Regions from separate parts of the Homo sapiens genome. Here region 1 is linked to region 2. Evidence: read pairs that join two places in POLR2A ChIA-PET (ENCODE). Cell type or tissue: OCI-LY7. All regions are shown on one strand. Links, peaks and the distances in the headings refer to the core of each region. The heading gives the core; the rest is flanking DNA. Region 1 overlaps TMEM268 (transmembrane protein 268). Region 2 has its middle 12 kb from the start of ATP6V1G1.

Evidence for each region. Peaks named below come from ENCODE experiments on the same cell type or tissue, not always from the same donor. Only the 100,000 strongest peaks of a DNase experiment are listed, where the experiment ranks them.
Region 1: POLR2A ChIA-PET joins it to region 2 with 5 read pairs; 13 of 35 experiments call an interaction of 5 or more read pairs at or near these places.

The regions. Positions count from the first base shown.
Region 1 is chr9:114,631,363-114,647,587 of GRCh38, forward strand. It overlaps TMEM268 (transmembrane protein 268), which reads left to right. Exons shown (of 9, transcript NM_153045.4): 6 at 2,406-2,516; 7 at 5,628-5,708; 8 at 7,182-7,364; 9 at 11,772-15,060. The coding sequence ends at 11,951. Among named protein-coding and RNA genes, the nearest start is that of TEX53, 18 kb to the right of the region's middle. In OCI-LY7, for the core only: no CTCF peak of the experiment used is centred there; no DNase peak of the experiment used is centred there.
Region 2 is chr9:114,567,782-114,584,006 of GRCh38, forward strand. No RefSeq gene overlaps it. Among named protein-coding and RNA genes, the nearest start is that of ATP6V1G1, 12 kb to the right of the region's middle. RefSeq lists an enhancer at 15,431-15,935. In OCI-LY7, for the core only: no CTCF peak of the experiment used is centred there; DNase peaks (open chromatin) are centred at 6,918 and 7,339; H3K27ac peaks cover 476 bases.

The sequences.
Region 1 (16,225 bases), core at 5,657-9,656, 64 kb after region 2:
AGTTCCAAGTTCCTACAAATATTTGCGGCTAATATGGCACAGTGAAAACACAATGATTTAAGTTCACTGTCATCCTCACTGTGATATTATCAGCTGACATGTGTTAAGTGTTCAATTCTTTCAATTATTCTACATGGATTAACTCATTTCATCCTTATTATACTCCTCTGAGGTAGGGGCATTATTATCTCCATTTGGGGGTAAGGAGATGGAGGCACAGAGATGTTTAGTAATTTGCCCAAGGTTATATGGGCAGTGAGAGGTACGTTAGGAATTGAACTATTGGTGATACAGATTTCTAGAAGGAAGAAATCCACATCAAATCCAAATCCACATCCAAATCTTCTTACTACAGATCTAGGCAAAACAAAATATAATTATTCCTCAATTTTCATAGTAGAGGCATTCCTGGAAAATTCAGTGTACATTAAACTCATGCAAACAATCACGTTAAGTGGCTGGGCGTGATGGCTCATGTCTGTAATCCCAGCACTTTGGGAGGCTGAGGTGGGAGAATTGCTTGAACCTAGGAGTTTGAGACCAGCCTGGGCAACATAGTGAGACTCGATCTCTACAAAAAATTTAAAAGTTAGCTGAGTGTGGTGGCATGCATGTGTGGTCCCAGCTGCTTGGGAGGCTGAGGTAGGAAGATCTGAGCTCAGGAGGTCAAGCCTGCAGTGAGCTGTGATCGTACCACTGCATTCCAACCTGGGTGACAGAGCGAGACTAGGTCTCCAAAAAAAAAAAAAAAAAAATCACTTTAGGTATAAATGTAAACTGGAGTTAGGTTGGCTGACCAGAGAATTCTAAGTAGATTTTTTTTTATCTGCATGTATGCTCAGTGGGACATTTGGAATCCAGGCAGCCCAGGGGACAGTCTTGAACATGCAGAATGGTTTCTAATAGGACATGTCTTTCAGTGGAAGGCATGGGTTCAGAACCCCTGGCCCTCATCCACTAAGTGCCAGCACTGTCCATCCCATCCCTGTGACAACCAAAGGGTCCTCCTTGCATTTCCAAAATCTCCCTTACAGGGTGCTGCCCCTTTTGAGAACTATTATTCTTGATCAGGCTGCTCTCTTCTAACTGAGTCTGAAAGTCCTCTTGTGCTTACTTCCCCAAACCAGCATTTGGGGTCCTCTTGTCCCTCCTCTTCTCCCCCACCTGTTTAGCATCCACTCTCCCAGCTGAATGCGTGGCGTCCATTGGTTTGGGTAGGAGAGCAGGAGGCTGATTCCCAGAGCCCCACCTGAGGGCCAGGCGCTGTGTTAGGTACTTTAAAGTAGGTGCTTTCTAGATGGAGTGAGTGCTTCACTTACACAACAGATTTGATGTGTCAGCTCAAACAGATCAAACCCATTTGATCTCCCATCTTCCGCAAATATCTTATGAACCTTGACAGAGTCCCAGGCCCTGGGTTAAGTACTTTACACACAATCTCAGTGAAATCTCACTCCATTCCTAGGAGGCAGACACATTCTTTTATTCTACAACTGAAGAAAATAAGGTTCAGGGAAGGGACATACCTTGTCCAGGGCCATATAGCTAGGAAGCAGCAGAGCTGGGCTTTATCCCAGGGCTGTCTGACACTATTGAATTTACTGTTCCAACTATCCCCCATCTCATTTTATTTTTCTTCCCTTATTTTTAAGAGATAGAGTCTCACTCTGTCACCTAGGCTGGAGTGCAGTGGCACAATCATAGCTTACTATAACCTCACACTCCTGGGCTCAAGTGATCCTCTCGCCTCACCCTCCCAAGTAGTTGGGACTACAGGTGGATGCTAACATGCCTAGTTAATTTTTTTTTTTTTTTTTGAGACAGAGTCTCACTCTGTTGCCCAGGCTGGAGTGCAGTGGCGTGATCTCTGTGCACTGCAACCTCTGCCTCCTGGGTTCAAGCAATTCTCCTGTCTCAGCCTCCCGAGTAGCTGGGACTACAGGTGTGTGTCACCACGCCCAGCTAATTTTTGTATTATTAGTAGAGAAGGGGTTTCACCATGTTGGCCAGGCTGGTCTCGAACTCCTGACCTTGTGATCCACCTGCCTCGGCCTCCCAAAGTGCTGGGATTACAGGCGTGAACCACCGCGCCTGGCCCCACGTAGTTAATTTTTAAACAATTTTTTATAGAGACGGCATCTCGCTACATTGTCCAGGCTGGCCTCAAACCCCTGGCTTCAAGAAATTCTCCTGCCTTAGTCTCTCAAAACACTGGGATTACAGGCATGAGTCACTGTGACTGCCTCCACCCCCGACCATTTAATAGGGGAGGAAATGGGACAGTCCTGAGGGTGGGGATTGTCCCTTGGCATCTGGGGGTGGGATGGTGTGTTTCTACTGCCCAGAGCCTGGGAGCTCCCCAGTAGCATGGAGGTCTGGTGATGGGCCTGGCGTTTGTCTTACAGGCCAACACCAACACGGACCTGAGGCTGGCAGCTGCCAATGGAGCCCTCCTGAGACACCGGGTGCTGCTGGGGGTGACAGACACAGTGGAAGGATGCCAGAGTGTGATTCAGGTGCTGTGTCTCATAGTTACCTCTTCCTGATGGCCCAGTTTTATGTTGGGCTAATGGAGAGCAGTGGCCTCATGTTCTCCCAGCCTACACAGTGTTTGCAGTAGTCTGCTAATGAGATGGCTGTTGGCAGCCCTTTCCTTCCTCCCTGCCCTGGTGTTTCTTCCTCAAGACACCTTCTCTGTGCAGTAACCAGTGGCCTGGAACCTCCACGTGGCAGGGCTGGAAGGGAAGCACAGATAATGTCCACACCTTGCTGCTCACCTGGCATTTATTCAGCAGACGGAGCCTCCTCTGTGCTGTGCCCTCGGTTGGACACTGGCGACATTGAGGGGCCCATGCAAGGTCCCTGTCCTGGCAGAGGATGACAGGCATACAGTGAGACAGTCAACAGTAGCCTCTCTGGCCTTATAGCAAACGGACAGCCCCCAACAAGGCTGAGAGGCAAGGTACACAGGGTCCCTTTGAAGGGCTGCATGGAGCTCACCATGGCTGGGGCTATACCAGAGTGACACAGCGGGGAGAGATGAGGCCGGAGAGGCAGGTCAGATGCTGAAGGCCTTGTTTGCCTGGCTTGGTCATTCTCTTTGCCCCGAAGGTTGGGGGGAGATCTGAAAGTGACTAGTATGGCGTGGCAGGGTGGGTCAGAACACAGTTAGGCCAGATCTCCTGATCCTGGCTGAACTCTCCTGTTCCTCCATCCATGCCTGATCTGCCCAGTGGAATTGCAAAACCTCCTTGGCACCACATCTGCATTCTCACCAGTCATGGCCCCTTGCCTGGTGGGAGCCCAGAGGTAGGTGTGCACGGGGGACCTGGGAAGAGGCTCCTCATGCACCTGCCTCAGTTCCTCCACGAATGTTTATTGAGAGCCTATTGTGTACCAGGCACTGTCCCAGGGATTGAGGCTGCAGCAGAGAACACATGCAGGTCCCTATGTTTGTGGAGCCTATCACACCCAAGATGGTGTAGGTATAAGATGATCTTGCCTATCATTGGAGTGAAGCAGATGACATCACAAGATTCTCGGCAGTTCAAGTGTGACATTGTAGACTGGGAGCTCCTGGAATGTGGGGGTCCTTTTTAGCCTCGTTTATCTTTGAATCTCCTTTATCCGTTGGCACGTAGGAGTGGCTTGACATGTGTTAGATGAATGCACGGATGGATAGATGACTAAAGAATGGGCTGGGCGTGGTGGCTCACATCTGTAATCCCAGCACTTTGGGAGGCTGAGGCGGATGGATTGCCTGAGCTCAGGAGTTCGAAACCAGCCTGGGCAACGTGGTGAAACCCCGTCTCTACTAAAAATATAAAAAAATTAGCAGGGCGTGGCAGTGTGCGCCTGTAGTCCCAGCTACTTGGGAGGCTGAGGCAGGAGAATCACTTGAACCCGGGAGGCAGAGGTTGCAGTGAGCTGAGATTGTGCCATTGCACTCCACACTCCAGCCTGGGCAACAGAGCGAGACTCCATCTCAAAAAAAAAAAATAAAAACAAAACAAAACAAAAAAGAGACACATCAGGTGGGCTCAGTGGCTCACCCCTATAATCCTAGCACTTTGGGAGGCTGAGGCAGGTGGATTGCTTGAATCTAAGAGTTCAACACCAGCAGCCTGGGCAACATGGCAAACTCTGTTTCTACAAAGAGTACAAAAACTAGCTGGGCATGGTGTCGCATGCCTGTAGTCCCAGCTACTTGGAAGGCTGAGGTGGGAGGATCACCTGAGCGCGGGATGTCAAGGCTGCAGTGAGCTGTGATCGCGCCACTGCGCTCCAGCCTGGGTGCCAGAGTGAGACCCTGTCTCAAAAAAAAAAGAATGGACACATCTTTTTAGACAACTTGAGTCTTTCAGTTTCTAAATAGTATCTTGGGATGAGGTGATACACTATCTGGCATGTCCTTCAGATTCACTGGGGGGTGCAGTGGAGGTTGGGGTGTTGGGGACGGGTACCGAGTGAGGATGGAGATGAACCAAGAGTGGCCATGAGGTGACCTAACAGTTGCAGCGGGAGGATGGGTTGCTGTCATCTACTTCTGAATATGCTAGGAAATTTTCATAGTAAAAAGCTTTAAAGGAACCATTTGAGAAATCCTCCCTTGTGGGTATGACATTGGGAGACTAGTTGGCAAGAAGGCTGTGACTTTGGGTCTCATGGGTCAGTCAGTGGGAGGAAGGAGGTCTGGGAACCAGAGGAGGTGGCCAGTGGATGGGAGTTTGGGGCAAGGGCCACCAGTTTCTCCAAGAACTTCAATTAGGATGTGTGGCAGCTGTGGTCTTGACAGGTTGTCGTAATGTGAATGTGGAAGATTTCAGCCTGGTTAAATTTAGCTTGGCCGGCCCCTGGGGTGGAAGGGGAGGCACAGGTGGGGTACGGACTTCTCACCCTGCTTCTGTCCCCACAGGCAACCAGGTTGATTACCTCAGACCTGGTTGTGGGCCACAGGTGTCAGCTCTGAAGGGTTTCACTCATTTGCATGTTCACGCCCCGCCCATTGAGGATGAAGGTAGCCTCAGGTGGACAGGTGATGTCCAGGAGGGTTCGGAGTCTGTCTGGGATGCTCAGCAGCTTGTGGGAAATGGGGCCGCAGCCATTTTGAACAGGGTTTAACTTTTTCTTTTCTTTTCTTTTCTTTCTTTTCTTTTCAGACAGAGTCTTTCTCTGTCACCCAGGCTGGAGTGCAGTGGTGTGATCTTGGCTTACTGCAACCTTCACCTCCCAGGTTCAAGTGATTCTTGTGCCTCAGGCTCCTGAGTAGCTGGGATTACAGGTGTCCACCACCACACCCAGCTAATTTTTTGTATTTTTTGTAGAGATGGGTTTCACCATGTTGGCCAGGCTGGTCTTGAACTCCTGGCCTCAAGTGATCTGCCTGCCTCGGCCTCCCACAGTGCTGGGATTACAGGTGTGAGCCACTGCATCTGGCCTAGGGTTTGACCTTTTCTAAACGTGCACACAAAGCCATTTTTCTACCAACCATACAAATGAGACATTGTCATGGTGCCAAATGGCACCTTCCTGCCAGACAGCAGGCTAAATAGGACTGTCTCAGGGAGGAAGAGTTCAGGGTTGGGCTGCCCTTGAGCCACGGTGGTCACTGCTGCTTCTCCCCACAGCTTTGGTTTGTCTACTTCGACCTGGAGAACTGTGTGCAGTTTTTGTCTGATCATGTTCAAGAAATGAAGACTAGCCAAGAGGTAAGATATCTTCAGTGAAAAAACAAAACAAAAACCAGGAGGCCAAGTTGTATCGATTTCATTATCTTAAGGGTGGGAAAATGTCTGAGAAAAAGTTACTTGGAAGAATACCTACGAGCAATCAGTGGTTGTTTTGCCTAGGGAATTATGGCTGCTTTTCTGCTTCTTTTTAATGCCTCGCTTCTTCTACATTTCCTATGGTGAGCATATATTTCTTCTTTTTTTTTTTTTTTTTTTCCTGAGACAGAGTTTCACTCAGTTGCCCAGACTGGAGTGCAGTAGAGTGATCTCTGCTCACTGCAGCCTTCGCTTCGTGGGTTCAAGCGATTCTCCTGCCTCAGCCTCCGGAGTAGCTGGAATTACAGGTGCCTGCCATCACACCTGGCTAATTTGTTGTATTTTTAGTAGAGACGGGGTTTCACCATGTTGGCCAGGCTAGTCTTAAACTCCTGACCTCAGGTGATCCGTCTGCCTTGGCCTCCCAAAGTGCTGGGATTACAGGTGTGAGCCACCACGCCCGGCCATATATTTCTTTATAATTATAATATTAATAAATTTTGGTGGATTCCAAAGTATCATGCATTGAGGCAACTTTTACTTGTTCACAGTGCCTTTCTACCGTTTATTAAGAAAATCAGAGGGATCTTGCTCTGCTTCTACAGAGGAGGAAACAGGCTCCGGGATGACCTGTTACCGGCCTGTGGTCATGGAGCTGGCTGGTGATGCCCAGGTTTGGAGGCCAGGCCTCCTGTCTCCAAGCCCTGGGCTCCTTCTCTAGGATTAGCCTTTTCTGAGCCCCGGCTGCAGTGAGTCTTGAAGTCAGAGTTGTGACTTAGCCCTGAATTTGGCTCATTAGTTCCTGTGTGGCCTCAGGCAGGGCCTTTGAGTCTCAGTTTATTCATTTGCAACATATGGATAAAGATACCCACATCCCAGGCTGCTTTGAGCAAGTGAGAGCATGAGAGGAAAAATATTTGTTTGTTTGTTTTGAGGCAGAGTCTTGCTGTGTCACCCAGGCTGGAGTGCAGTGGCGCCATCTTGACACACTGCAACCTCTGCCTCCCAGGTTCAAGCGATTCTCATGCCTCAGCCTCCTGAGTAGCTGGGACTACAGGTGCGTGCCACCACACCAGGCTAATTTTTGTATTTTTAGTGGTGACTGGGTTTCACCATATTGGCCAGGCCGGTCTTGAACTCCTAGTCTCAAGTGATCCCTCTGCCTTGGCCTCCCAAAGTGCTGGGATTACAGGCATGAGCCACCATGCCTGGTTATAAAAGGAAAAATATTTAGAGCTATTAATGACCATCTGTAGGGAATTATGTAATATCCCGAATGCGACCAGCTTTTTCTGAGGTCATCATCTGAGTCTGAGACCTCATCTTCTGCTCGGTCTGCAGCTTGGGGAGGGACTCAGCCTCGCAGATACCACCTGATTTAGGCACTCCTGAGCCCCTTCTCTGTTTCCTTTGCAGTCCTTGCTGAGAAGCAGATTGAGCCAGTTGTGTGTTGTCATGGAGACTGGGGTGAGCCCTGCAACAGCGGAGGGGCCTGAGAACTTGGAGGATGCTCCTCTCCTGCCCGGCAATTCTTGTCCTAACGAGAGGCCACTCATGCAGACTGAGCTTCATCAGCTTGTTCCTGAGGCTGAGCCGGAGGTAACAGGCACTGGGGCTTGTTGGGGCCATCTTCCCTCGGGGGAATTTGCATAGAGAAAGCCTATGTGGGGGCTTCTTAGATTCCCCAAGACATGCTTCTCTCAGTTAGTAGACACCACACAAATCTAGCTCAGGAGTTTTCAATCTTTTCATTCTTCACCCTAGCACTTAAAAAGATAGTTAACAGGAAGCATTTTATATTTATTGGGACTTTTTGTTGCATTATTTAATATCTTGGATATTCTTTTTGATGGTTGCATTGGATGGGTAGTTGCATGTTGATAGATTATAGCTTACTTAACCATGAACATACTGATGAACATTTGGGTCTCAGTCAATCAATTATTTATTCATCTATCCAACCATTCATCCATCTACTTTAATTGCAGTTAGACAGTTGACTCTTCTTTGAATTTTTTTTTGTTTAGAACAGGGTCTCACTCCCGTCACCCAGGCTGGGGTGCAGTGGTGTGATCACTGCTCATTATGGCCTCAACTTCCCAGGTTCAAGCAATCCTCCCACCTTAGTCTCCTGAGTAGTTGGGACTGTAGGCATGTGCCACCACACCTGGCTAATTTTTTGTATTTTTATTAGAGGCAGGGTTTTGCCATGTTGCCCAGGCTGGTCTCCAACTCCTGGGCTCAAGAGATCTACCCACCTCAACCTCCCACTTCTTTGCATTTCTGTTGAATTTCAGTTCCTGCAGCCCCAGAGTTCTGTTGGGTCCTGCCATCCACACTGTCTCTTGGCTATGGCTAAGCACTGGCAGACCAGAATTCTGAAAATGTGCAGCTTGTGCTTACCTTCTTCTCATGATGAGGACAGACCCACTGTCAGGGAGACAAGCAGTGATGGTGACCTCAGGTGACATTTGAAACTTCAGAAGAGCACTTATATCTTTTCAGCCAAGAGATTTGGGGATTCAAGGTCCAAACCAGTCCAGGCTTACTCTTTTGTGCTGGTGGGCAGTAGGAAGCCTGCAAGTAGTACTATTTAAAAGAGAAAATGACAGGAACATGCGGTGGCTCGTGCCTGTAATCCCAGCACTTTGGGAGGCTGAGGCGCGAGGATCATTTGAGTCCAGGAGTTCAAGTTGATCCTTCCGCCTCAGCCTCCCAAAGTCCTAGGATTACAGGCATGAGCCACCATGCCCGGCCTCTATTAAAATCTTTTATCTTTTTATATTAATTTTTAAATTTTTATTTAGAGACGGGGTTTTACCATGTTGCCAAGGCTTGTCTTGAACTCCTGAGCTCAAGCGATCCACCCGCTTCATCCTCCCAAAGTGTTAGGATCACAGGTGTGAGCACTGTGCCCTGCCAAAATATTAAAAAAAAAAAAGAGAGAAATGATAACTGTATTAACCTCTTCACTTTATCCTATTGACTTTTTTTTTTTTTAAAGAGAAGAGATTGATAAGGTTGTGTACTTTCTTGTGACATGCGTGTGTGGGTTTTTGTGCAATAGCCCTTTAAATATGGGTCTTTTAAGTGATTATTTTTAGATTTACTCAAACCAATAGTAATATAATTTCCTATCATGAGTATCAAGTGTGTGCACATGTTTTTAAAGTAGCTGCCCTTATAATTTAGTTAATGAAAATATAATCGATGCCCAAGTCTCAACCTGGGCCAGATGGTCACATTTCAGTAGGAACCTAGTGTCTGTAAAAGATGGAAAGATAGCGATAATGACCTCTTACATTTTTACAGATTTTTCTCATGCATAAAATTCATTAGCATACTCTTCGAGGTATGAATTATTTTCCCTTTTTCCTTGGTGGGTGAAATAAGGTTCCAAGAGGTCAGCTGACTGGCCCAAGGTTGCCAGAAAGGGAGAGTGCAGTAAGCCCATGGCAGAAGCCAGCCCTGCTGATTCTAAGTAGGCCAGTGTTCTTGCTACAGTTCCTTGCTTCTTACATTATTGATTTTAGAGTAAACTGGCGAGAAGACCAATCTGAGTTAGTGAGTGGTAAACTATTTGAAGTGTTTTATATTTTCTAGCACAAAGGATAACTTGAAACAAAAGCTAATCTTATGAACCATGTGGGGTTTCTGCTTTTTTGAGTGATAATGATGGAAAGATATTGATGCCATTTGTGGAGCACTAGGCACTGGGCTCAATGCTTTCTGTCTATTAGTCTCTCTCTCTCTCTTTTTTTTTTTCGAGAGGGAGTTTTGCTCTTTTGCCCAGGCTAGAGTGAAGTGGTGTGATCTCCGCTCACTGCAAACTCCATCTCCCAGGTTCAAGCAATCCTCCTGCCTCAGCCTCCCAAGTAGCTAGGATTACAGGCGTCTGCCATGATGGCTGGCTAATTTTTGTATTTTTAGTAGAGATGGGTTTTCACCATGTTGGCCAGGCTGGTCTTGAACTCTTGACCTCAGATGATCCACCTGCCTCGGCCTCCCAAAGTGCTAGGATTACAGGTGTGAGCCACCGCGCCCGGCCTCTATTAGTCTCTTTAATCCTCACTGTAACTTAGAGGGGTCAGTGCCACTATTTTCCTTATTCTACCAATGAAGAAATGGGCTCAGTAATGTGAAGTGACTGCTCTGGGTTAGTCATAGAGTGGCTGAGTTGAAACTCCCTCTTGGCCTTTTTGACTTTAAAGCCTATCCTTAATTACTAACTCTACAGACATACCTAGCGTAACCCACACTTCATTTCATTACATTCAGAGTGGACACAAGTATTGCAAAAGAGCTTCAACCCCATGCTTAAGGAAGTTAAGCATTTCCCCTGAGATCCCATCTTCTAGACCAGTGAATGGATCTTTACAGACCAACTGTGTTAATAAGAATGTGCATTAAGGCCTAGCGCCGTGGCTCACGCCTGTAATCCCAACACTGTAGGGAGGCCAAGGCAGGAGCCCAGGAGTTCAAGACCAGCCTGAGCAACATAGTAAGATCACATGTCTTTTTTTTTTGAAACGGAGTTTTGCTCTTTTTGCCCAGGCTGGAGTGCAATGGCGCCATCTTGGCTCACTGCAACCTCTGCCTCCGGGTTCAAGTGATTCTCCTGCCTCAACCTCCCAAATAGCTGGGATTACAGGCATGTGCCACCACACCTGGCTAAATTTTTTTTGTGTTTTTAGTAGAGACGGGGTTTCACCATGTTGACAGGCTGGTCTTGAACTCCTGACCTCAAGTAATCTCTCCTGCCTTGGCCTCTCAAAGTGCTGGGATTACAGGCATGAGCCACTGTACCCGGCTGTACTGTGTCTTTAAAAAAGAAAAAAAAAAGTACATTACATTCAATTTTTTAATCCTTTTTTACTTAAAATTGTTTTATTGTGGCAAATATACATAATATAAAATGTACCATCTTAACCATTTTAAGTATATAGTTCAGCAGCATGAGGTACATTCACATCGTTATGCAACCATCACCATCAGCCATCTGCAGAATGTTTTCCTCTTCCCAAATTGAAGCTCTGTGCTCATTAAACACTAACTTCCCCTTCCCTCCTTCCTCCCCACCCTCAACCCCTAGAAACCACCATTTTACTTTCTCTCCCTGTGAACTGATTACTCTAGGTGCCTCCTATTAGTGGAATCATACAGTACATGTCCTTTTGTGATAAACCTAATTTTTATAAGCAATCTCTTTTTTCCCTTTTTTATGTTTTTCTTTCTTTTTTTTTACTGTCAGTGATCATATTTAAATGTAAGCAGTTTCTTTTAATATGTTAGGAGTACTTGTGTAAAGAAATCTACCAGGTACCTTGTATGAATTAACTAATTCTGCTATAATGGGAATATTCCTCTCCCCACCTCCACATTTAACTAGTAATTTTCTTCAAGTGAGTCACTTTGATCTCATGTACTTTACAGACTCATAGACATTTGAAAGTGGAAAAAATGTATTTGTGGCTGGCTAGGTTTACTTTCTTTTTATATTTTTAAAATATATTTTTAATTTTAATTTTATTTTTGTAGAGACAGAGTCTCGCTCTGTTGCCCAGGCTGGTCTCAAACTCCTGACCTCAAGTGATCTTCCTACCTCGGCCTCCCAAAGTGCTGGGATTACAGGTTTGAACAACCATGCCTGGCCAGCTAGGCTTAAAAAATTAGATAATTAGAAATTTGGTAATTTCTCTAGGGCTTCGAGGTTGCATATTTTTTTTGTGCGTATTATTATTGCCATTCAGCAGTTAGTTACTCACCTTGGCAACGAGGACATTGAGGCTGCAGGAGCCCCACAGGCCATGAGTTGCAGAACTGGGCTTCTGGACCAGGCTGGCATCTTCTGAGAGTCCTAGGTGCTGACCTGGCCTGGTTCTTCCTAGAGAGCATCACTGCTGGGTCCAGGGGCAAGAAAGCAGCATGTCCTTCCCCTGGTGCCTAAGCCCTTTTTCCTCAAGGGGCTCCCCTGTGGTATTCAATCTGCTTCCCTGCCTCTTCTAGGAAATGGCCCGCCAGCTGCTGGCAGTGTTTGGCGGCTACTACATCCGGCTTCTAGTGACCTCCCAGCTCCCTCAGGCAATGGGGACACGACACACGAACTCTCCGAGAATTCCATGCCCCTGCCAGCTCATAGAAGCCTACATCCTAGGCACAGGGTGCTGCCCGTTCCTGGCGAGGTGACCTAGGGATGAAGGTACTCATCTTCCTTCAAGACTGAGCAGTCAGGAAGGCTTCAGGAGCCCAAGATGGCCAATGGGGAGCCCCAGGTGAGGAGAGAAGCATCTGGGGGCACTCCAAAAGGGGCCTGTGATGTCAGCCACTGGGGTGTTGTGCTCACTTCAGGGCCCAGCACAAAAATCCTTGTTTGACATCTCATGCTGACCCCCTGGCCTTTGCAGAAGCTGATGGTTACAGAGCTAGTCCCACCAAAGCTACTCTCTCTGCTGCTTAGAACTGTGGACACGTATGGAAAGACTGGACCCCCATTGCTTTCATTGTTCAGAGAACCCAGGAGACATGAAGATGACCAGACTGGGCAAATTATGTGTCCAAAACTTGGCCTCAGATGATGTTTCCATCTCCAACCCCTTCATGCCAGATGGGGAAACTGAGGCTCAGAGAGGATACTGCTCTATGTGGCATTGCCTTGAACCCCTAAAATTATCAGACTTCCTTTTTCCAATATAAAGAAAAAAAGTAAGTTTTCAGAATTCTCTCAATTTTTAAGTTTTTCTCCCCCATATTTTGTGAAAAGCAGTGGTATGTGTACGTGTTGTCTACCAGTACACAGGCTGCAGAAGACAGAGACAGAAGAAAGAGATCAAGGGCAGATAACTGTTGATAGGAATATTTGAGAAAGATTGATCCTGTTTGACTTGAGGACTTATTTTGTTCACAGGCATGCACGCTTGTGGTTGTGGTTTTATATTACAGATGTAGAACAATGGTTATGTTTCCCGACATGAACATTGTCCTGGAATGAAGTGTGATCAGCCACTTGTGGAATTCTTTGAAGAGCTCAGAGGCTTCCAAGTGATCTGCTCCTGAACAAGTTTGAAGACCTATTGTTTCATAGACCCAAGACCAAACGCATCTAAAGGATCCCCAGCCCCCAAGACCTAGCCTTTGTCTGCGATTTTGGCTTCATCTCCCACAAAACCCCTTTATGAGTTCACGCTCTTTCCTGGACTGACATACCTATTCCTTTCCATTTGTTGGACTCCTATTCATGCTTCAAAGTCCAGCTTTCTTAAGCCCTTCTTTAGGAAGCCTTCCCACACAGCCAACCCTGCTGCTCTCTGCCTCCTTTAAATTCTTGATACAGCTGCTGCTTGTTCTGATGTTTTATGGTATTGATTCTGTTTTCCTGTGTATATGCCAGTTTTTCTAGCTAGACTGTAAACTCCTTAAGGACAGAGACTACACCTTGTACTTTTTGTGCATGACCTGGACCTGCTAAGGAAAAAAAAATCTTGTGGATTGATTGCTTTGCCATCCCCACAGCAGCTTTTGCAAATTGCTTTCCAAACTCACTTGAATGATGACATTGCTGTGGACCTGGGTTCTGGACCTGATCTGCCACTTCAAGCTGTGTAATTTTTGGCAAGTTGCTTTCTTTGCCTGGTCCTCAGTTTGCCCATCAATATAATGGGTGGATTGGATGATTTTTTTTTTTTTAATTGAGATGGAGTCTTGCACTGTCACCCAGGCTGGAGTGCAGTGGCGCGATCTTGGCTCACTGCAACCCCCGCCACCTAGGTTCAAGTGATTCTCATGCCTCAGCCTCCCAAGTAGCTGGGACTACAGGTGTGCACCACTACTCCTGGATATTTTTTTGTGTTTTTAGTAGAGATGGGGTTTCGCCATGTTGGCCAAGCTGGTCTTGAACTCCTGACCTCAGGTGATCCACCCGCCTCGGGCTCCCAAAGTGCTGGGATTACAGACGTGAGGCACCACAACCAGCCTGGATGATTCTTAAGGGCCCTTCTAGGACCAAAGTTCTGGGAATTTCTAGCTTATTCTGCCCCCTCATAGCCCTTGGCCTATCTATCTTTATCCACATGCAGAAACATCTGGCAACCCCACATGGCTGAGATGACCTGGTCCTAGGACACCCTTGGACAGAAGACTGGCCTACCTAGCAGACCTGGATTTTTCTTCCTGATCTGCTGCTTCCAAGTTGTGTGACCTTGGCTAAGTCACTTAACCTTTCTGATTGTCATTTCGCTTTTTAATAAAGTGGGTCTGGTGAACAAGAAATGTAATAAACACGTGGCTTGCCATTCAAGAGATGAGTCTGACCATTCACTTTCTGTGTGCCAGAGAAGAGAGATCATGGGTATAGACCAGCCCCTGGAAAGGCTGCTTTGGTCAAGGCTGAGAGCAGCTTTGCTCAAGGAAATTATTCACGAAGGTGACCACTGTCTTTCTGACCTGGCACAGAGGAAATGTTGGCTGTGAATGTGACCAATAGAAAGAAGCCCGTATTTCTCAGTCAGTCCTAGAACCCCGGTAAGTAATTAACAGAGAATAAAAATGTGTTTGTTAAATGACAAAGCAGCAGTTTTTCAATTGTAAGGTCTGCTTGAGAGCCTTTGATGTGTGTTTCTTTTCCTGACTTTTCCTTTCTTTAGAATTTTTGATGGTCTCACCTGGTGGGTGGGGCTTTCAGGGTATGCCCACAATGTACATTTCTCGGCATCTGTGCCTCAGTTTCCTCATTTATAAAATCCCTATGATCTCTGTCTCACCTACTTTACAGGGTTGCTGTGAAGATCGCATACTACACACAGGAATGCTCATCAGTTTTTAAATTTTATTTAATTTTTATTTATTTTTTTTTAAATGTAATTTTTTCAGAGAGATAAGGTCTTGCTATGTTACCCAGCCTAGTCTTGAACTCCTGGCCTCAAGTGATCCTCCTGCCTTGGCCTCCCATGCTGCTGGGATTACAGGTGTGAACTACCATGCCCAGCCAGCTCCTAAGTCTTAAGGCTCTGTGTTAGTGATAGATGTGGCCATGGTGTAGGCAGTGCAATGTCTTCGAGTGAGAGTGAAGGTGGTAACTCATTGCATGGATTCTAGAGTTCTGTTTATTCTAATCCAAGTTCTTCCACTTAAAAACAATGTTCTTCCTCTCATTGAGTCTCATTCCTCATCTATAGGATGGGAATAAGAGCATGTACCTGGCAGGTTGTTGTAAGGATTAAATGGTGTAAAAAAATGTCAAGTGCTTGCAACTTTGAATACCAAACTTGAGTGAAAGCTCAATAAATTGTTACTTAAAAAATTTTTTGTCTCGCATATTGTAGATACCTGATGTATATTTTTGTTGATCTAGCAGGTCATTAACCGTTAAGGTTATTCAGTCTGCCTCAGACCTCAGCTATTTCAGTGCCATGGGGTATATTTATGTCAATAAAGATTTTAGTCAAATCTCTGGAATTCAGCATCCAGAGATAATATAGCAAGGAGATAAAGAGCAAGCTGGTGACTTTGGGCCAGATACTCACTCTTACTGTACTTTCTGTACCTAATTTCCTCATGTATTAAGGGGGGAGTGTGATAATAAGGGGGATTAACGGGAGTGATTGATGTGAAGCACAAAGCCTGGTCCACAGTAAGGGCTCAGTCAGTGGGGGCGTTTCTTCTGCAGCTGCTGGCTGCTGTTGGCTCCTAGTTTATGTTATCCTATGTTATCTTATAGTTGAGTGTTTTTACACTTAGGTCTGTGATTCATTTTGAGTTAGTTTTTCTGAAGGTTGTAAGGTCTCCATCTGGATTAATTTTTTGCATATTGTTCCAGCACCATCTGTTGAAAAGACTCTCTTTGCTCCATTGTATTGCCTTTGCTTTTTTTTTTTTTTTTTCAAGGATCAGTTGACTATACTTATGTGGGTCTATTTCTGGGCTCTCTATTTGTTCCATTGATCTATGTGTCTGTTCTTTCCCAATAACACACTGTCTTGATTACTGTAGCTTTATAGTAAGTCTTGAAATTGGGTAGTGTGAGTCCTCCAACTTAGTTCTTCTCTCCCAATGTTGATTTGGCTATTGTGTGTCTTATGCCTTTCCATGTAAACTTTAGAATCAGTTTGTCAATATCCACAAACTAACTCACTGTTTATTTTGATTGGGATTGCATCAAATCCATAGATCAAGTTGCAAGAACTGACATTTTCACAATATTGATTTCTATCCACAAACATAGAATCTGTCTTCATTTATTTAGTTGTTCTTTGATTTCTTTTATCAGTTTTGTAGGGGTTTTTCCCTTTTCCTACAGTTTTTTTTTTTTTGGTAATTTTTCTTATAGATCTTGTACATATTTTGTTAGATTTATAAGATTTATACCTAAATATCTTATTTTTGGGGGTGCTAATAAAAATAGTATTGTGTATTTAGTTTCAAATTTCATTTGTTCATTGCTAGTTATGGGAAAGTGATTGAATTTT
Region 2 (16,225 bases), core at 5,278-9,277:
TTTTATTTTCTTCTTAAATCTATATTTTGAAACCACCTTTAAATAATGTCTGAATTAGATATAATTATTATTTTTAAATTAAAAACATATATTCATGTTCTTTTTTAAAACAATTTTTTACTGGCTAGGTGCAGTGGCTCACATCTATAATCCCAACACTTTGGGAGGCTGAGGCAGGAGAACTGCTTGAGCTCAGGAGTTTGAGACTAGCCTGAGTAACATAGCAAGACTCCATCACTACAAAAAAAAAATTTAAACAATATTAAAGTAGCCTTATTCATCAAAGAATTACACAAAGATAATTTTGCTTTTAAGGCTGGATTTGTGGGTCTATGACCTTAGAACATCTAGCGGAGACAAATATAGAACTTTCTGACCAGTAAACTCAGGCAAAAATTTATGCTAAGAATTCTGAAGACATTTTTATTTTTATTTTACCAACAATTTTTTTTTTCTTTTCTTTTTTGAGGTGGAGTTTCACTCTGTCACCAAGGCTTGAGTGCAATAGCACGATCTCAGCTCACCGCAACCTTCACCTCCCAGGTTCAAGTGATTCTCCTGCCTCAGCCACCTGAGTAGCTGGGATCACAGGTGTGTGCCACCATGCCCAGCTAATTTTTGTATTTTTAGTAGAGTTGGGGTTTCACTATGTTGACCAGGCTGGTCTCAAACTCCTGACCTCAAGTGATCTGCCCACCTCGGCCTCCCATAGTGCTGGGATTACAGGTGTGAGCCACCATGTCCAGCCTATTTTACCAACAATTTTAAGATTAGTTTACTTACAAAAGATTTACCCACCAGGCGTGGTGGCTCACGCCTGTAATCTCAGCACTTTGGGAGGCTGAAGCAGGCGGATCACGAGATCAGGAGTTCGAGACCAGCTTGGCCAACATGGTGAAACCCTGTCTCTACTAAAAATACAAAAAATAAGCCAGGAGTGGTGGCGCATGCCTGTAATCCCAGCTACTCGGGAGGCTGAGGCAGGAGAATCACTTGAACCCAGGAGACGGAGGTTGTGGTGAGCAAAGATTGTGCCACTGCACTCCAGCCTGGGTGACAGAGCAAGACTCCATATCAGAAAAAAAAAAAAAGTATAGATTTATGTTCATGTGAACTTAAAAGCATTTGTGTTAATTACTATATTTCTAATAAATTACTTTTTAAGCACTTAATTATTTTCCTTCAAGCCAATTAGAGATCTCTGTAAATTTAAAATAATATACATAAAATATGTAGACACAAAAACGTAAAAACATATAGATGAAGAAAAACAAAAAAATTATAGTTTTTACTTTAAAATTCTAATCATCACACAGTAAAACAGTAATAAACTTGTCAGCTTATAAAAATACAGTTGGATCCAAATTATATCCCTAACAAAATGGGACAAGTTAGGGTCATGTTCATATGGCTAAACTTGAAAATTTTTATTTGTCCTGAGATGTAATATTATGAAGGCTGTGAACCAAATTTTGGGCAGTTTCCATAGCACTTTGGTTTTAAAAAGGCTTTTTTTTTTTAACCTTCTCCCCCCCTTTTTTCAGTTTCAAATGAGTTGTTCTAGTGAACTCTTGGATGTTTATATTTCATTTAGGGGTTGGAGGAAAAATGAAAAGCTCCAAGCAGCCTTTAGTGAAAGATTTATCTTGGCTGGGCGCGGTGGCTCACGCCTGTAATCCCAGCACTTTGGGAGGCAGAGGCAGACGGATCACAAGGTCAGGAGATCAAGACCATCCTGTGAATGGTGAAACCCCGTCTCTACTAAAAATACAAAAAATTAGCCGGGCGTGGTGGCGGGCGCCTGTAGTCCCAGCTACTCGGGAGGCTGAGGCGGGAGAATGGCGTGGACCCGGGAGGCGGAGCTTGCAGTGAGCCGAGATTGCGCCACTGCGCTCCAGCCTGGGCGACAGAGCGAGACTCCGTCTCAAAAAAAAAAAAAAAAAAAGATTTATCTTAATACAAGTGAAAAAATTAGCAGATTCAGAATAAACAACAACAACAAAAGTACATAGAGCGATCAGAAGCCTCTTCATGCATCCAACGTTTAGACTGCTTAACTCTGTAGTTGAGGTTTTCTGAGAAAAACAAGTTTAGAAAATTCAAATAATTCCCATAATGGCCATAAATTATCCTTGGTATAGATTGCCCATCAGTTTAAAAATGTGCATGAGATTAGGCCATCAATTTTGAATATCTTTCCAGCTGGAATGCCATCCCAGAAAGTCTGGCATGCCTAGAATTTTGAGAATCCTGTCCAATTTTTTATTAATCTTTTGAGAGCAGAAGAAACCCCTATAAGCCCTGCTGGGAATGTCAGGGGCTTGGACCCGTGTTTTTTTTTTTTTACAGTGTACCTGGCACAGAATACTTTTTTTATACCTGGCAGATGGCCTTTATCCGAAGTTGTCCAACCTGTGACCAAGTTTTTCCTAGTCACATGGCAATTTTCTTGAGACTGGCAGGCACCCCAGTAATAATCATACCTGTTTATCTTAACATGGGAGACTTTTTCTTCAGGGACAAGAGTCCCTCATAGATGGTGGCAACTACCCTAGTGGCTTTTATTTTTTATTATTTTGAGACGGAGTTTCGCTCATGTTGCCCAGGCTGAAGTGCAACGGCACGATCTCGGCTCACTGCAACCTTCATTTCCTGGGTTCAAACGATTCTCCTGTCTCAGCCTCCCGAGTAGCTGGGATTACAGGCATGCACCACCACACCTGGCTAATATCGTATTTTTAGTAGAGATGGGGTTTTGCCATGTTGGCCAGGCTGGTCTTGAACTCCTGATCAGGTGATCTGCCCGCCTCGGCCTCGCAAAGCGCTGGGATTACAGGCCTGAGTCACCACGCCCAGCCCCTAGTGGCTTTTCATTGGCCCACCTGTGCCCACCACTTAGAATGTTTATTTTTTGCCCTCAGAAAATGTTCAGAAACAAGCAGGGAAAAATAAAAGAACCCCCAAATCATTTGCAGATACACGTAACCAATCCAAAATGATATCAAAGTAAGACAGCCTCAAAAATTTTAAGCCAGGTGTGTGGACCACAGGAAATATTATATCAGGCATGCAGAAAAAAACAAAAGAGAATTCACCGGAAAAGGGGTGCCTCACAGAGAGAACATAAATTCTGTACAAACCAGACTTTGCTCTGTGATGATGCTATCCTCATAGGACGTGCTTGCCAGAAAAGACAAAAGCCTTTTATAGTCCCAAGAAGGATGCAAGGTCATTTATTAAGGAGGTCTTGGCCGGGCGCAGTGGCTCATGCCTATAATCCCAGTACTTTGGGAGGCTGAGGCGGGTGGATCCCTTGAGGTCAGGAGTTCGAGACCAGTCTGACAAACATGGTGAAACCCCATCTCTACTAAAAATACAAAATTAACCAGGAATGGTGGCGCATGCCTGTAATGCCAGCTACTTGGTTGGCTGAGGCAGGAAAATCGCTTGAGCCTGGGAGGTACAGGTTGCAGTAAGCTGAGATCGTGCCATTGCACTTCAGCCTGGGGAACAAGAATGAAAGTCCATCTCAAAAAAAAAAAAAAAAAAGGCCTTATTACCAGACCAGACCCCAAATAAAGTCAAAGAGCTTCTACAAAAAAAGAGGGAGGTTCAGCCTGAGAGAAGACTCACCAGAGGCTGGGCATGGTGGCTCATGCTTGTAATCCCAGCACTTTGGGAGGTTGAGGTGGGTGGATCACTTGAGCCCTGTGGAAACATAGAGAAACCCTGTCTCTACAAAAAAATACAAAAATTAGCCAGTTGTGGCGGTATACACCTGTAGTCCTAGCTACTTGGCAGACTGAATAGGGAGGATGGCTTGAGCCCAAGAGGCAGCAGTTGCAGTGAGCCAAGATTACATTACTCAAGGTGATCTTGACGTAGGTCTCACTTCTAACTCTAAGTCAGGGGTGTCCAATCTTTTTCTCTTCCCTGGGCCACATCGGAAGAAGAAGAATTGTCTTGGGCCACACATGAAATACACTAACACTAACAATAGCTGATAAGGTAAAAAAAAAATTGCAAAAAAATCTTGCAATGTTTTAAGAAAGTTCACGAATTTGTGTTGGGCCACATTCAAAGCTGCATACATGCGTGATGAGAACTCTCCCTTCATGGCCTTCCCCAGCCATATGTTTGGGTTTGACACAAGTAACTCCATTTGGATTCTGAAAACTTTCACACTTCTTTTTGTTTTGAGATGGAGTCTCGCTCCGTTGCCCAGGCTGGAGTGCAATAGCACGATCTTGGCTCACTGCAACCTCTGCCCCCCAGGTTCAAGCGATTCTCCTGCCTCAGCTTCCCAAGTAGCTGGGATTACAAGCGCCTGCCACCACACCCGGCTAAATTTTGTATTTTTAGTAGAATCGAGGTTTCGCTATGCTGGCCAGGCTGGTCAAACTCCCGATCTCAGGCGATCTGCCCGCCTCAGCCTCCAAAAGTGCTGGGATTAGAGGTGTGAGCCACCGTGCCCGACCTAACTTTCACACTTCTTATAGTAAAAGAAGAAAAAAAACTCTGCTCACATCATTTTTTACTTCTGACACCAAATGTGTGTGGGGTTTTCCTTCACTTTAAACAATTTAACAGCTCTCTGGCCACCATCTGGGTGTCTTACAATACAGTTATGACGCTATCCACCTAGAGTCAGACCTTAACCACAGGTTAAGGTCTCAGTCCCAGCAGACTGTCCCCTACTTCAGATATCAGTTGAAAGTAGTGAGTTCCCAAGTTACTCACTCCTCTGTCCAACGTGGCTACAACGTTTCACCAACTTCACCAACTTGGAAGCTCTCTGAACCTTTTGTTTTTTATTTATTATTTATTATTATTATTTTTTTTTTGAGATGGAGTCTTGCTCTGTCACCCAGGCTGGAGTGCAGTGGCGTGATCTCGGCTCACTGCAACCTCTGCCTCCTGGGTTCAAGCGATTGATTCTTTAGCCTCAGCCTCCCGAGTAGCTGGGACTACAGGTGTGCACCACCATGCCTGGCTAATTTTTATATTTTTAGTAGAGATGGGGTTTCACCATATTGGCCAGGCTGGTCTTGAACTCCTGACCTCGTGATCTGCCTCGGCCTCCCAAAGTGCTGGGATTACAGGAGTGAGCCTCCGTGCCCGGCCTGATGCCATTTCAAACAAGGACCTTTTCATTGATGTTTAGTATGAGAGATTCTTGGGACCTGAGATCTTTTTTTTTTTTTTTAAATCCAGAGTTTGCTAATCCAGACTTCACACAACCTACCCCGGAAGTTGTAGATGAAGTAATTCAGGATTGTCCTGTGAATGTCAGACATCTTCCCTGCAAGAATATTGTCCTCTCTGGTGGTTCAACTATGTTCAGGTACTTTGAATATTGCTTATGAGAGATTTGAACTCTAAGATGCCAGGAATTAAGTGAGGAATTGAGTAGCAGTAGATTGAGGCCAAAACCTATTGATACACAAATCACTACACAACACATGTAGCAATACAGTCTGATTTGGAGGATACATGCTGGCGTCTATGAGTACGCCATGCCAAAAAGGATTATGAAGAAACTGGACCTAGCATTTCTCATCACAATCCAGTGTTTGGAGTCCTGTCATAAAACTGACCTCATAGTTATTGGGGTTAGAGAGGTGGGGAAGAGATCAGCTTTCTGATTACCTGTTTTTTCTGGATGGCTGGTTTTGAGGTTTTATACCTGGCTGGAGGCTGGGTGCAGTGGCTCAGGCCTGTAATCCCAGCACTTTGGGAGGCTGAGGCAGGTGTATCACCTGAGGTCAGGAGTTCGAGACCTGGCCAACATGGCGAAACCTCATCTCTACTAAAAATACAAAAATTAGCCAGGCGTGATGGCGCACACCTGTAATCCCAGCTACTCTGGAGGCTGAGGCAGGAGAATTGCTTGAACCTGGGAGACAGAGGTTGCGGTGAGCCGAGATCATGCCACTGCACTCCAGCCTGGGCAATGAGTGAGACTCCGTCTCAAGAAAAAAAACAAACAAAAAAAACTGGCTGGAAACAGTAAGATTAAACATGATCATACAGGCGTATTTTTGTAAGTATACCACCATGCAGATGTAGAAGACAGCGAAAATGATTAAGTGTATTTCTTCAGACAGAATATTTGAATTTTATGTGTAACAAAAAAAAAGTGGGTTTTAGTTCTTTCTGAGCCTTGATATTTTTAAGGAATTGTTTAAGATTTGATGGGTTTTTTTTTTTTTTGGTGTGTAGATAGTTCCATGATGCTTGAATTGCACACACCTCTACATGTGCAATGCAAAAGCTTGTTTATATTTCATACTGTTTATACTTTGAGAAAAAAATTAAAAGAAAACCTGTGATATTTGAAGGGGGGAAGTGACCAAGTAAAGGATAAATTTTTAAAAATAGACTTATGAGGGCCAGATGCGGTGGCTCATGCCTGTAACCCCAGCACTTTGGGAGGCCGAGGTGGGCAAATCACGAAGTCAAGAGATCGAGACCAGCCTGATCAACATGGTGAAACCCCGTCTCTACTAAAAATATAAAAATTAGGTGGGCATGGTGGCGGGCACTTGCAATCCCAGCTACTCGGGAGGCTGAGGCAGGAGAATTGTTTGAACCTGGGAAGCAGAGGTTGCAGCGAGCCAAGATTGCTCCACTGCACTCCAGCCTGGGTGACAGAGAGAGACTGCCTCAAAAAAAAAAAAAAGAGACAAAATGCATAGGAAAATTAAGGATAAGATTTTATTAAGGCTATTGCAATAGGGAGAGCCATCTAGATGTGAAGATCAAAGTATTCTGGCAAAGTAGCTTTGCCTTAGACCTTTATAGTTAGGAATGGGCAAGTCACAGTTGCATAAGGAACAGTTAGAATGGTTTTGCAATCAGGGGAAGTCTCTACCAGCTGAACAGAAAATGTTTACTTTTGTCTCTAGTTTCAGGGGGACAGGCAATTCTAATCTTAATTGCTCATGAAAAAAGGAACTCGAAGTTGAAGGGTCTGCATTTGACCTTGTCACAAATACCTGGAAGTCATCTGTGAATCCTATAGAAGGGAGTCTTATCTAAATTAGTGGAGCCTGGAGCAGTGGCTCACACCTGTAATCCCAGCACTTTGGTAGTTCCAAGGTGGGCAAATCACCTGAGGTCAGGAGTTTGAGACCAGCTTGGCCAGCATGGTGAAACCACATCTCTACTAAAAATACAAAAATTAGCTGGGCATGGTGGCACACACCTGTAATCCCAGCTATTCAGAAGGCTGAGGCAGGAGAATCGCTTCAACCCAGGAAGCAGAGGTTGCAGGTTGCAGCCAGCCGAGATCGCTCCACTGCACTCCAGGCTGGGTGACAAGAGTGAAACTCCATCTCAAAAAAAAAAAAAAAAAAAAAGAGAGACCTCCATCTCTACAAAAAATTAAAAAGTTAGCCAGGTGTCCCAGCTACTTGGGGGCAGAGGTGGGAGGATTACTTGATCCTGGGAGGTAGAGCCTACAGTGAGCTATGAATGCACCACTGCACTCCAGCCTGGGCAACAAAGTGAGACCCTGTCTCAAAACAAAAACAAAAACAAAAAACAAACATAGAAGAAAAAGAAATAATTAATTAATTAATTAATGGGAGGAGCCAGTGGTTCTTACAGGTAAGCAATTTCCAGGAACACAAAAGGATGAGGGGAGTGTGAAAAACAAAAGGTTGGGAGATGTCTTAACTCTTGCCGTTTTCCAGGAGCATAGGGCTTAGGTAAAGTTCAACGTTGTTAATCTCATGAAAAAAGTGTGAAAATTAAACAAAAAGGGGCACACACACATAGGCTCTGGCTCCCTGCATCGGAGATGCCAGAAAGAGCAATCTCTTAAAAGGCATTCCTGCCATTCTCCTGCTGCCCTCCCATTGCTTGCTTGCTTGCTTGATTTATTTACTTTATTTATTTATTTGTTTATGATGGAGCCTCACTCTGTTGCCCAGTCTGGAGTGCGTGGCACTATCTTGGCTCACTGCAACCTCCACCTCTCGGGTTCAAGCAATTCTCCTGCCTTGGCTTCCTAAGCAGCTGGGATTACAGGCGCCTGCCACCATACCCAGCTAATTTTTGTATTTTTAGTAGAGACATATTTCATCATATTGGCCAGGCTGGTCTCACCTCCTGACTTCAGGTATCTGCCCACCTCAGCCTCCCAAAGTGTTGTGATTAGCAGTGTGAGCCACTGCACCTGGCCCCCATTGCTTTGAGATAAAGGCCAAAGTCCTTAGCAAGGCCTCCAGGCCCCACTGAGCTGGCCCCTGCCTACTTCTCCGGCCTCACCTCAGGGCCTTCTTCCCCTCTGTCTGTGCACTCCAGCTTCACTGCTCTTTCTGGAACACTCCATTCTCTCTTTTGCCTCAGGGCTTTTACTCAAGTTGTTCTTTCTGCCTCAAAAGCTCTCCAACCCTCCTAACCTCAAACCCTACCCCAATGTGGACACCTCAAGCTTGGTTAGTTACCTCTTCCTCATTCTTCAGTCTATATTGTCACCTGAAGAGTGATGAGGGTCACAAATTTCGAAGGCAGGGTTCTATTTCTCATAAAGGGTTGCAGCCTGCAAGTTGGGCCATTCTTTTTTTTTCTTTTTGTGACGGAGTTTCGTGCTTGTTGCCCAGGCTGGAGTGCAGTGGGGCAATGGGGCGATCTCAGCTCACTGCAACCTGTGCCTCCCAGGTTCAAGCGATTCTCCTGCCTCAGCCTCCCCAGTAGCTGGGATTACAGGCACCCGCCACCACGCCTGGCTAATTTTTGTATTTTTAGTAGAGACGAAGTTTCACCATGTTGGCCAGGCTGGTCTCGAACTCCTAACCTCAGGTGATCCACAAGGTGGCCATTCTGACAGGTTGGGAAGCATAGCCTGTGACAGAAGATGGGGAACAGGAGCTTCAAGAATGGGAAGTGTAGAGGCCGGTGCAGTGGCTCACGCCTGTAATCCCAGCACTTTGGGAGGCTGAGGCGGGTGGATCACGGGGTCAAGAGATCGAGACCCTCCTGGCCAACATGGTGAAACGCTGTCTCTATTAAAAAATACAAAAATTAGCTGGGCATAGTGGTGCATGCCTGTAGTCCCAGCTACTCAAGAGGCTGAGGCAGGAGAATCGCTTGAATCCAGGAGGCAGAGGTTGCAGTGAGCTGAGATCATACCATTGCATGCCAGCCTGGTGACAGACCGTGACTCTGTCTTCAAAAAAAAAAAGAATGGGAAGTGTAAAACAGAAATTTATGCTGAGCTGGTTGGCTGAGTATACATACGCAGTAAGCTATAGAAGGACTCATGAATATTTATGAAACAAGAAACATGCACATGTACAATTGAACTTCATGCCTCTTCATGGGTTGCATGTTCCAAAAACTGCGACATTAGCATGATCTGAGGGAGGTGTTTTCAGCCCTCTGATGTCAAAAGGTGAAGCAGAGGACACAGAGCTCACTGTCCCTCACTGCAGCCTCTATACCCTGCCCAGAACTGCTCTATGGTTGGTGACCTCTTAACAGGAAGGAGTGCTGGTCAGTTGCTGTGTGGAAACTGCAAAAGAGACGGGGAGTCTGGTCACGGCCTCAGGTGATTGACTAGAGGTGATAAAGGAATGAATTCTTTGTTTCTTGTTTCCTTTTTTTCTGTATTAATGTTATTTTTAAAATTTTTCTGTAGAGACAGGATCTCACTATGTTGCCCAGGCTGGTCATGAACTCCTGAGCTCAAGCAATCCTCCCAGCTAAGCCTCCCAAAGTGCTGAGATTACAGGTGTGAGCCACCACGCCTCATCTGTTTCTTGTTTTCTAGAGCTGCTCTCTGCTTATTCCTTAGGAAAGAATTCTGGCTGAGGTTAGTAAGGAAGGGGCCTCCTGAGGTGTGTCTGACCTCCTGTCCCAACATGACTGGGAGCTCAGCATTTAAAGATTTTCTGGGATCCGGTTGGCCAAGAGGGGGCCCATTCAGTTGGCTGGGAGGTTTAGGATTTTATTTTTATTTCTCATGATCAAGTTACTTTGTTAAAAAACCCTTGGATATCAAAATTCTGTTTTCTAGAGTAGCATCAACAGAAATATAATGCATACCACATGAGTAGTAATAAATTTTCCTGTTGGGCACATTTTTAAAAGTAAAGAGAAAAAGTAAAATAGATTTTTTTTGTTTTAACAATGTTTTATTTTTAATTGTAGTAAAATATAATATAAAAGTTATCATCCTGACCATTTTTAAGTGTACAGTTCAGTAACATTAACTGCATTCATATAGTTGTGGGATTAAACTCCAGAACATTTTCATCTTACAGAACAGAAACTGTCTACATATTAAACAACCCCTGATTCCTTTCTTCCCTACTCCCCCATCACCCGCCTTGCTCCTGGCAACCACCATTCTACTTTCTGTCTCTATAAGTTTGACAATGCTAGGAACCTCTTATAAATGGATTAATACAGTATTTGTCCTTTTGTGACTGGCTCATTTCACTTAGCAGAATGTTCTATTGTATGCATATATGTATATATATGTAGCTATCGAGCGCTTGAAATATAATAAATATTATTATATACATATATTGTGTTTAAATGTTAAATATATTATTTACATAATATAAATATAATATTAAACAATATCTGTAATAATTTTTTTTTTTTTGAGACAGAGTCCTGCTCTGTCACCCAGGCTGGAGTGCAGTGGCACCATCTCAGCTCACTGTAACCTCCGCCTCCCGGGTTCAAGTGATTCTCTTGCCTCAGCCTCCTGAGTAGCTAGGATTACAGGCGCACACCACCATGCCCGGCTAATTTTTTTATATTTTCAGTAGAGATGGGGTTTTGCCATGTTGGCCAGGCTGGTCTCAAATGCCTGACCTCAGGTGATCCGCCTGCTTTGGCCTCCCAAAGTGCTGGGTTTACAGGCATGAGTCACTGCACCCAACCTAAGAGTTTAAATATCTTAAATTTAAATATCTTTAAATATCCTAAATAAATTAAACACTTCATTCCATAAAATAGAATAAGTGTTCCAATGAGCCGAGCAGAGTCTCCTGACCTCGTGATCCACCCACCTCGGACTTCCAAAGTGCTGGGATTACAGGTGTGAGCCACCGCGCCTGGCGGATTGGTCATTTCAAAGTTCTCCTCTGCAAGGCAGGCACAAGGAAACAGAACTATAGAGAAATAAGTGATTGTTTTTTAAATTTCCTTTTCCTGTTTTTTTTTTAATTTAAAAACAATTTTTAGACTTCTACTTTTTATTTTATTTTTTTAGAGAGACAGAGTTTTGCTCTGTTGCTCAGGCTAGAGTGCAAGACTGGAGGCAAGACTGGGCTAAAATCCAGCCCATACTGTGACCATTTGGCCCAGAAGGTGCATCTTTTTAAATTTTTTTTTTTTTGAGACGGAGTCTTGCTCTGTCGCCCAGGCTGGAGGCCAGTGGCGCGATCTCGGCTCACTGCAAGCTCCGCCTACCAGGTTCACGCCATTCTCCTGCCTCAGCCTCCCGAGTAGCTGGGACTACAGGTGCCCGCCACCACGTCTGGCTAATTTTTTCTATTTTTAGTAGAGATGGGATTTCACTGTGTTAGCTAGGATGGTCTCGATCTCCTGACCTCGTGATCCATTTTAATTTTTTAATTTTAAAAAATTTTTGAGACAGAATCTTGCTCTGTCACCCAGGCTGGGGCACAGTGGCATTATTTCCGCTCACCGCAACCTCCGCCTCCCAGATTGAAGTGATTCTCGTGCCTCAGCCTCCCAAGTAGCTGGGATTGCAGGTGTGCACCACCACACCTGGCTAATTTTTGTATTTTTAGTAGAGATGTGTTTTGCCATGTTGGCCAGGCTGGTCTCAAATTCCTGAGCTCAAGCGATCCTCTTGCCTCGTCCTCCCAAAGTGCTGGGATTGCAAGTGTGAGCCACCACACCCAGCCACAATTACCTCTTGAAGCCACTTGCTACATAGTCTCTAGATCAACTGATGCCAAGTAGTCACCAAATGCCATATGCTGGATGCCATATCCCATACCCTATAGCTCAACGATGTCTAGCTGTTATAGTAGCTAGTCAGGCACACATGAGAAGACTAGACTGCAGTGGCTCGATCATATGGTAAACTATATATATACATAGCCATTCTTTTGGTCTAAGCTTCTGTACTAGGCCCCAGCAGACCAGACTAAAAATCAAAATGGAATCACTCAGGCTGAGGTTTCCATGCCACCAAACCAAAACTAATTTGTTATCTGACCTTCCCATAAATCAAGAGAGAGATAACAGCCTAACTTCCTGAACAGGCCAGTTTCAATTGGCATGATAATGAAGTTCTCTCTGCTTTAATCCTTAACAAAAAAGTAAACTGAGGTAAACTGATGTTAACCAATCACTTGGTTGGGCATGGTGGCTCATGCCTGTATCCCAGCACTTTGGGAGGCCAAGGCAGGTAGATCCCTTGTGTCCAGGAGTTTGAGACCAGCCTGGGCAATATGACAAAAGTACGTCTCTACAAAAAATACAAAAATTAGCTGGGTGTGGTGGTGCACACCTGTAGTTCCAGCTAATCAGGAAGTTAAGGTGGGAAGATGGCTTAAGCCCAGGTGGTCAAAGCTGCAGTGAGCCAAGATCACGCCACTTGTCACACCTAGTGCCAGGGAAAGGCAGTCTCCCAGTAGTTAGAAAAACCAGATACTAGTGATGAACAGCCTTCCAAGTTGGGTGAGTGGGCTCAGACATTCACACTAAGAGGCAAAATGGCAGAGTTTAACTGGTATATGACCTTCTAAGAGTATTTGACTAAGGGAAGAATGCCTCAAGTGAGCATGCATATAACTCCCGTAAACACGCTGCGCACGCAGCCCCTCTGAAATGCTGGCAGGCCACTGTACATGCGGACAGCCCACTCCAAGGGAAGAAGAATCAGGAGAGAAGTAATGCAAGACCCCAGAAAAATGCCAACATATAAAACCTCAAGTCAAAGGTCAAACTACACATTTGATCTCTCAAGTCACCCACTTGGCCCTCTTCCAAGTGGACTTTCCTTCCTTTCATTCCCACTCTAAAGCTTTTTAATAAACTTTCACTCCTGCTCTAAAACTTGCCTCAGTCTCTCACTTTGCCTTATGCCCCTGGGTCAAATTCTTTCTTCTGATGAGGCAAGAATTGAGGTTGCTGCAGAACCCTACAGATTCACTGATTCACCGCTACTAACATAGCCAGTTGCTAACCAATGTCATCTCTGTAAACCAGTGAGAATTCCTGTCAAACAACTTTGCATCAGCCCACTTCTTGCTTTTAAAACCCTGTTTAATAACAAAGGCCAAACAAAGCACTCTCCCAGTCAACTTGGAAGTGTGTCCTGGGCTGGAGTCCTCAAACTCTGCCCAAATAAATTCTCTGTATTAATTTTGCCTTAGTTTCTTTCTTTAGGTGGACAGGATGTTGAGAATTAATGGATGTTGAGAATTAATGCATAGCTAACCCTTCCTCTCCCTTGATTTATATGGAAGATAATTACTGTTAAGTAAAAATTATAGACGAGCCAGTCATGGTGGCTCACCACTGCAATCCCAGCTCTTTGGGAGGCCGAGGCGAGAGGATCGCTTGAGCCCAGGAGTTCAAGACCAGCCTGGCCAACATGGCAAAACCCGTCTCTACTAAAAATACAAAAATTAGCCAGATGTGATGGTTTACACTTGTAATCCCAGCTACTTGGGAGGCTAAGGCATGAGAATTGCTTGAATCTGTGAGGTGGAGGTTGCAGTGAGCAGAGATCACGCCACAGCACTCCAGCCTGGGTGACAGAGCAAGACTCTGTCTTAAAAATTAAAAAATAAATAAATTAATTTAAAAAATAAAATTAAAAAGATGCTCCTTCTGGGTCAAATGGTCCGGGTATGGGCTGGAATTTAGCCCAGTCTTGCCTCCTTATGCAGTAAACAGCCTATCCCACCATTTGCAGTGGCACTGCAGAGTCTCTGGAAGGAGTCCCCTTGTCTAAGGTGACCTTTCATTGACCAGATACACTAGGTCATTTCTTATCTTCTGTGGTGAAGTCCCCAAAAGCCAGTGGGAACTCGACCCCTGCTGGTGTCCAGGTTTTGTCACTGTCATGAGAAGGAATTCAAGGACTAGCAGAAAAATAGTGAAAGTACTGAGATTTATTGCAAAGTGCAGAGTACACACTCAAGAAAGGGAGGTGCAGGTGTTCTCAAGACAGAGAGCTATGCCATCGGGTTTGGGGTTTCTATCTTTATGGGTTTCCTTAGCCAAGGGGCAGAATATTCATGAAGGTTCCTGGAAAAAGGTGAAGATTTCTCAGAACTGTTGCTGCCCATTTTTTTTTTTTTTTTTTTTGAGACGGAGTCTCGCTCTGTCACCCAGGCTGGAGTGTAGTGGCGCGATCTCGTCTCACTGCAAGCTCCGCCTCCCGGGTTCACGCCATTCTCCTGCCTCAGCCTCCCGAGTAGCTGGGACTACAGGCGCCTGCCACCACGCCCGGCTAATGTTTTGTATTTTTAGTAGAGACGGGGTTTCACCATTCACAGGATGGTCTCGATCTCCTGACCTTGTGATCCCCCCACCTCGGCCTCCCAAAGTGCTGGGATTACAGGCATGAGCCACCGCGCCCAGCCTTGTTGCCGCCCATTTTTACACCAAATATGGGTGTTCCTGGGACTGTCCAGGTGCTGGTGGGTGTATGATTTGGTATGTTAATGAGCGTATAATGAGGTCCTAGGAGAAACCTAGGTCAAATTCAGCCCCAGATTGGGTCCAGTCGAACTTAGCCAGCTTGGCCTATACTCTGATTTTTCAGGGTTTTATCAACCCCTAGCTTATGCATCCATTTCAAAAGTTGCCTTTTATTAGTCATATGAATCTGCTGCCTAGAATTTTCCTTTTTTTTTTTTTTGAGACTGAGTCTTACTCTTTTGCCCAGGCTAGAGTGCACTGGCATGATCTCGGCTCACTGCAACCTCCGTCTCCCAGATTCAAGTGATTCTCTTGCCTCGCCCCACTAGTAGCTGGGATTACGGGCACATGCCACCATGCCCAGCTAATTTTTGTATTTTTAGTAGAGACGAGGTTTCGCTATGTTGGCCAGGCTGGCCTCGAACACCTGACCTCAGTTTATCCACCCTCCTCGGCCTCCCAAAGTGCTGGGATTACAGGCATGAACCACCGTCCCCAGCCTGCCTAGAATCTTCTATTCTCCTGCCACTGCCCTGTATTATTCTTGTGTCAACATGGGGTCCAGATATCTAAATTCTTGTGAGCAGTGAGTACATTGTAAGCTAGTTACATGTGTTAACTGATTTAATCCTCACAATAACATTATTATACTATTATTAGCTTCATTTTTTTTTTTTTTGAGACAGGGTCTCACTTTGTCACCCAGGCTAGAGTACAATGGCGTGATCACAGCTCACTGCAGCCCTCAACTCCTAGGCTCAAGCAATCCTTCTGCCTCAGCCTCTGGAGTACCTGGGACCACAGGCATGTGCCACCATGCCTGGCTAATTTTTTGAATTTTTTGTAGAGAAGAGGTCTCACTATGTTGCCCAGGCTGGTCTTAAACTTCTGGGCTCAAGCTATCCACCCACCTTGGCCGGCTAACTTCATTTTTAACATACGAGGAGTTGAACCCACAGAGTGGTTCCATTTGCTAAATTACAGGGCTAGGGATTTGAACTCGGGCCACCTGGCTTTCTTACCCAAGGTAGTGAGAGGCTCCACCTACCTTAGTTCTAGCTGAGCTGGGGTGTGTGAAGAACACCCTTGCTGCTTCTCCTTGTTTCCAGCCTGTGTTTGAATAACTACTTCTCAGAATGGAAACACTCCTTTCTTTGATATGCTAATACATTCCTTGGTCAGGGCAGCAAGGCCTGAGATCCACTCTGTTTCCTTCAGACGACTGTCTGAATCTACCCTACTGGCTCAAAACTTTCTCTCAGAGGGCAATGGCTTCACCTTTATTTCCTAGTTATTGTGGGACACCTCCCCAGGGTACATGAGTTCTGACAACAAACACCCACTCAGATCATCGGAAAATCCAAACCAGTCTAAAAATTTCAGAGGCGGGATTGTCTGATTTTTTTCTCTTTACACAATAAACTTTTGAAATGCTACAAGCAAAAAGAATTCTGGAATTTGTAGATATTTAGATGGTTTGAGGGACTGGACTGTTAGAGGAACCCTAATGTGAAGGCTTTTGTTAAGTGGAGCACCACATTTGTAATTCAAACAATCACCCCCTAGCCAGATAAAA